Regions from separate parts of the Homo sapiens genome. Here region 1 is linked to region 2. A link is a contact called in ENCODE Hi-C data. All regions are on one chromosome and are shown on one strand. Each heading gives the region's core, a stretch centred on a gene start or an enhancer-like site at or near the end of the contact. The rest is flanking DNA. Distances are from core to core; before and after follow the strand shown. Region 1 holds the start of CNIH1 (cornichon family member 1). Region 2 holds the start of RTRAF (RNA transcription, translation and transport factor).

Region 1 (2,700 bases), core at 82-2,581, 2.5 Mb before region 2:
TGTACTGTCCAATACACTAGCCACATTTTACTTAAAGTGATGTGAAATTTAAAGTTCAGTTCCTCAGTCATGCTAGACAATTTACAAGTGCCCAATGGCCACATGTGGCTAGTGGCTACTGTATTGGGCAATGTTTAGGTATCGAAAATTTTCACCATCACAGAAGGTTCTATTGCACAGCACTGGACAGACCCTGCTTCTAAACTATTCTACGCAATTTGCTAGGTGAACGATCTTTAATGCAAATCTAAACATGGTCTTCTTTTGCTCAAAAGCCTTCAATGATTTTCTCTTCCATCAGCAGCAATCAGTTAATAGAGTTTTTTTCTTTTAAAAATGGTTGTAATGGAAAGTTAAATCAATTTTGAATCAATTTTGTGTGTTAAGACCAGCATTAAAAACAAGTAGCAAAAGAGAGAAGGGAAAGTACTTATGGATCATTAGTACAGTTTTGTGAAATTTTTGTTTTGGTCATATCTATATTTCTTTGCCTCTATAACTAGATTTCCACCTCTTCATAACTTGATGTCTGTATGATATTCCACTGGGTTGCAATGAAAAAAATCTTTCTAGTTGTGTGTGGTGAGCAAAAAATTTGGGCTTATGGGATAAGAAGTCTGAGCTCCGTAATGAAGCATTATAAGGCCCTCTATGATCTGATCCCTTGCTAATTCATTTCTAAGTCTCACCACTGTCTTGCACTTAGGTTCCATTAATACAGAATTGCTGCTGGTTTCACCTGAGACACGAAGCTTTATTTTTCTTTTCTTTTTTCCATCTCTGTTGCGTTTCCTCATTCTGAACTGTTTCCTTGGACTGCCAGTTCTACCTTCTTTTTGCCTGGAGAACTTATCATCATCTAAGGCCAACTTAGGAAACACCTACAGCAGGAATCCTGCCTAAATGCTCCAGGGCGGGCTGGCTGTCCTTCTTTGACCTTTCAGAGCATCCCACACACATCCGTTTACGGGGTTATAATAACGTAATTATTTATTTAGGTGTTCATTTCCGGCACTATACTAAGTTCTTTCAGTGCAGGTACTATCTTATTCATCTTTGTATCTGAAGCGAGAAGCGCGGTACCTGTAACAAACTAGGCATTCATTCAATAAATATTTGTTGAAAGAATAAACGCAAGAAGGAAGGAAAAATCAATCAACAACTGTGCGGACAATGTCAGTGCAACGCAGACTCCGGCCATCAGAGGGCGCCGGGGCGGCTGGGCTGGTGCGCAGGCGCGCTGAGAGGGCTGGCGCCGCGGCGGTAGCGGTGGCGGTCGCGGCTGTGGCCGGGGGAAGTGAATGGTTTTACCCAGAGGGCCCTGCGCCGCCTTTCTCCGCTGGCAACGGCGCCGCTCCCCGCTCCTCCTCCCCAGCCATGGCGTTCACGTTCGCGGCCTTCTGCTACATGCTGGCGCTGCTGCTCACTGCCGCGCTCATCTTCTTCGCCATTTGGCACGTGAGTAGCTGGGGCTGGGGAAAGGAGGGCGAGGCGGCAACACAGCCTCTTTTCGCCCCGGGCCCGCGGTCCGGGCCGCCACGGCCGCCGGGGCTTTGCGCGTCGGGGATGCGGCCCGGCTGGCACGGGCCGCGCGGCGAGGGGTCTGGGGGCCGCGGGTACTGGAGGAGCCGGGGCGCGCAGTCGCCAGGTGGACGCGCCCGCGTTGCCTCGGCACAGGCCGCGCGCACCGCTACTCCTCCCCTACTGGATGGGGCGGCCGCGGTCCAGGCGGGCGCCCGCGGTTCCGCGCTGCGTTCGCACCGACCTCTGCCGGCCCGCGGCCCTGCATTCCCGGGGAGGATGTCGACAGCGCGGTGGGACGGCCGTAGTGTGAATGAAGTTTTCCGAATTTTTGTTAATACAGATTGACTTTCTTTTAGGGTTTCCACAGAACTGTGGCCAAAATGTAACCTACTTAGGGTGAATTTCCAACTCTACTTTTCAGCACTTGTTCGGTGCTCTTCAAATCAAATCACTTTTTTTCTCTTTTTCCAGATTGTTGTTTCCTGGTGAACTTTGATGCAAGTTCAATTGATTACTTTGTTGATTGCATGTGCGCGTTTCCCCCCCAAATCATACTTTGACCGCTGGAGTTTCAACAGGCAGCTTTCCAAGCCACCCTTATATTCAGGATTGCTTGATTTAGTAGAGGGAGTTTTCATTTGATTTTGAGATGCTCAGAAACCTTAAGCTTTTCTGGGGCAGTATTTATTTCTGTTACACACATCATCATCACTATTGCAGGGTGGAAGCACAGCCTTACTGGTCCCTCTAAGGAAAAAGTCGTAAGTTCCCTGTGACATAGTTCTACAGAGATAAGAATTTCTGTTGCTTTAGCACAAAATTAAAAGCCTTGAGAGCCTTCTGGAAATCATTCATTAAAAATTTATCTCATACTTGCTTCTCTTTTCCCCATATTCCAGTGCCTTCTGGAATGTTGCTTTTAATTTGAATGACCGCGTTCACTCTTACGTAGATTTTAAGTCAGGTTTCATCATGCCAGTAACAAGGATTTCTATGAAACATACGGAGGGGCAGAATGATTAAACAGCAGCAGCGTCTTGTGCAAAAAAGTCTCGAAAGTGGAAGCATATCACAAATCCATTCCTTTTTGCTAAGCAGTGTGATTATGTTTACAATTATTTTAGGACCTGACTGCTTATTGTAATCAGGAATACTTATGTAGGCTATTAACTGTGT
Region 2 (2,884 bases), core at 193-2,692:
TATTTAAGAAGTTTCTTAAATAAAATAAATACGGATAAAAACAGTGCCTGGCACATAGTTTTGCTATTTAAGTGTTACATATTAATATTCCAGTTCCTTTGCGGACAGAAAGGGGAAGGAGGGCAAGGTTAAATTTATAGCAAAGTAATAAAGTAAAATATACAACAAAATAATAAGTAAAAGAAATTAAATGACAAAAAAGACACTGTGACAACTGTTGTCATGGAATGTTAACTGCACATTAAGTGCATAATTGTTTCGTTTAATCCTCCCCATACCTCTTTTGAGGTAGGTAATATCCCATTTTACAGATAAGAACATTGAGACTCAAAGATTCCAATCCAGAACAAGGCTCTATTGTCACTGATACTTTTTTGTTAAAGTAGAAAAACAATAGATTATAATTTGATATGCTTCTACAGGCGATCAACAAAACACTGTCATCCTGCTTAGAAATTATTTTCAATTTGTGAGTCAAATTCAAGCTTCCATTATAAGGTCTTGAGAATTACACAGTGGTCTGAGTATCACAAGTTATACTTGATCACTTTCAAACTTACCAGTCTATCACAGGCCACAACTATACAAAGGAAACGAGTAGTGGTGGGTAGCAGTTTAGTTACAGTGAGTAGCAACGTTATTACTTTTTAAAATTCTAATGCTGTAAAATCCCAAATACCTTTGTATTCACAATTCAACCTTCCCACTCATCTGCTATTAACTTTTTTGCAACACCACATAACACAACTAGCCCGTTACTACACGCGCTTACCCTCCCACTGTGATCGGTCCTGATTTCATTGTGTACTGTCTCAAACTGCTCAGTGGGTTCTGATTGCTTCCACCCCTCGTCCCTTTAGCTCCTGGCAGGCAGTGAACTAGTCTTCAAGTTACTCAGCACCTTCCTCAGAATCCAGCACCGCGCTGGCCCATAATTAGCAGGTGCTCAAGGTATCGCCTAATTACCCAGGGAACCATGGAGTTGAATAGTGAGTGAGAAAGACGAATGCTCTCCCTTTTATGTACAGAGAAGGTAGTTACGTGATGCTTGGAGTTAAGCAAGTGCAGAAAGTAACATGCCGAGACAGGAGTAGGTGAGAGGGCTTTAAAGGCGGGAAGGGGCGGCGAAGAGCCGAGGTACGTGGCGACCCAGAGGAGAGGGGCCCGGAGGCTGCCGGCGGAAACCAGGCCGCCGAGGGTCCCGACGGGGAGGTGGGGTGCGGGCACTGAGGCTGGGACCTCCGCCCAGGTCAGGGACACGCGGCCGGGCTGAGGCCGCCGCCTCACCTTTGCAGTTGAAGCCGGCGGGGTTGTGGTAGTCGAGAGCCGTCAACTTGCGTCGGAACATGGTCCCCGCTTCTCGCTCTGGTCCCCCGGGCCTCGGCCGGGAGAGAAGAAGCGAGGTGGAGCGGGAGGCGCAGGCACCGGCGACGCGGCGAGAGGGCGGGCAGGCGCTGAGTCGCTCCGAAATGACGGCGGCCTTCGCCAATCGTGGCTTAAAAGCGGTGGCCGCCGGCAAATGCCCACCAATCGCGGCTCCGGCTGGGGAGGCGGGGCCACGTCGGCGCACGTCGACGCTCAAATAAACTTTATTGTCAGCTTCCTGGTTGTACAATAGGCAGAAAACCACCGGGAAGCCACTTTCCTTTCTTTCTTGCTATAGCATGCAGAGAATAGTATATGTAGGCTTTTGGTATTCGCTGTACCTCCCGTTGGATTACAGAATTACTGTTTAGTGTTTTGAGTGCATTCATTCATTTTATTACTCCTCCTACATAACAGGTGCTCTTCTAACACTGGTAATACAAAGACTACAAAGCAAGGTCCCTATAGTAAGATGCTTTCAGACTAATTGGGAGTGATCCACAGGTAAACATACAATTGTTAATACGATGCGATCGTTCCAGATATCCTCAGCCAGAGTGAAATCTGAAGCCGAGATCGTCCCTCACTCCCCCTCACCCTCGGTCACAGCATCCAGTAGGTCACCAATTCCTGCCATTCTGTCTCTCCTAACTCTCAAATCCCTCACCTCCTTTCGGACCCCACTGATACAGCCACAGATCAGATCCTCATCACTTTTGCTTACTCTAATTATCTGATTGATTTCTTAGGGCCAGTCCTGCGTTCTCCAAACCATTCCTCCATACAGCGATGAGAGAGATTTTTCTAAAGCAAAAACCTGTACATAACTTTCTCTGCTTATGTTTTAGTGGTTCCTGGTTACCCCCTAGAAATAATCAAAACTCCTTATTGTATTTAAGATCTTTCCTGATCCAGTCTCTACTTGCTTTTCAGACAGTGGAGAGAGAGCAGTGAACAAGACAGACCAGGCCCCTATTTTCATGGAGTTTAAAAGGCTAATGAGGGAAACAATAAACAGATAAGTATAAACTAAGGCTTGAAGATGGTGAGGCATTCACCATGCAGTCAAAAGGGTAACCTAGTTTGAGGGAAGAGGATGTATAAAGGCAAGAAATGAGCAACAGCATGGCCCAGAGGGACTAGAGCTTATAGGGGCTGGAGGGTGAGAGGGAATGACAGCTGATAAGACTATAGACAAAGGCAGGGCTCTGATAAGGAAAAGCCTCTCATGGCAAGCTAAGGGGAGCTATTGAAATTCTTGGGGGTAAGCCAACTATGTACGTTTCATTTCATTTCATTAATTAAGATTTTAATTAAACACTTAGGATCTGAGGAGCATACAAATGAGTAAACTACAGTCTCTATTTTCAGGAAGTTTAAGTATAATGACAAATATAGATGTGTAAATAAATACTTATAATCTGGAGTTAGAAAGAGTAAGTGAATTACAAGAAATATAAAATGTACTACAAAGAAGTACAGGCCAGGTGCAGAAGCTCATGCCTGTAGTCCCAGCACT

What was found. A loop is a pair of places that touch in the nucleus more often than their neighbours do. Pooled maps may share reads with other maps.
Region 1: a pooled map shows a loop between it and region 2 (4-fold over the local background). The contact joins the promoter of CNIH1 here to the promoter of RTRAF in region 2. A Hi-C loop is called at or near these places in 4 of 50 pooled maps.

The regions. Positions count from the first base shown.
Region 1 is chr14:54,440,005-54,442,704 of GRCh38, reverse strand. It overlaps CNIH1 (cornichon family member 1), which reads left to right and starts at 1,331. Exons shown (of 5, transcript NM_005776.3): 1 at 1,331-1,458. The coding sequence starts at 1,378. RefSeq lists enhancers at 988-1,047, 924-1,722 and silencers at 1,128-1,397, 1,438-1,797, 1,808-1,857.
Region 2 is chr14:51,988,104-51,990,987 of GRCh38, reverse strand. It overlaps RTRAF (RNA transcription, translation and transport factor), which reads right to left and starts at 1,442. Exons shown (of 8, transcript NM_016039.3): 1 at 1,288-1,442. The coding sequence starts at 1,348. It overlaps LOC105370497 (a long non-coding RNA gene), which reads left to right and starts at 404. Exons shown (of 3, transcript XR_007064166.1): 1 at 404-469; 2 at 2,299-2,884. RefSeq lists enhancers at 963-1,022, 1,363-1,657.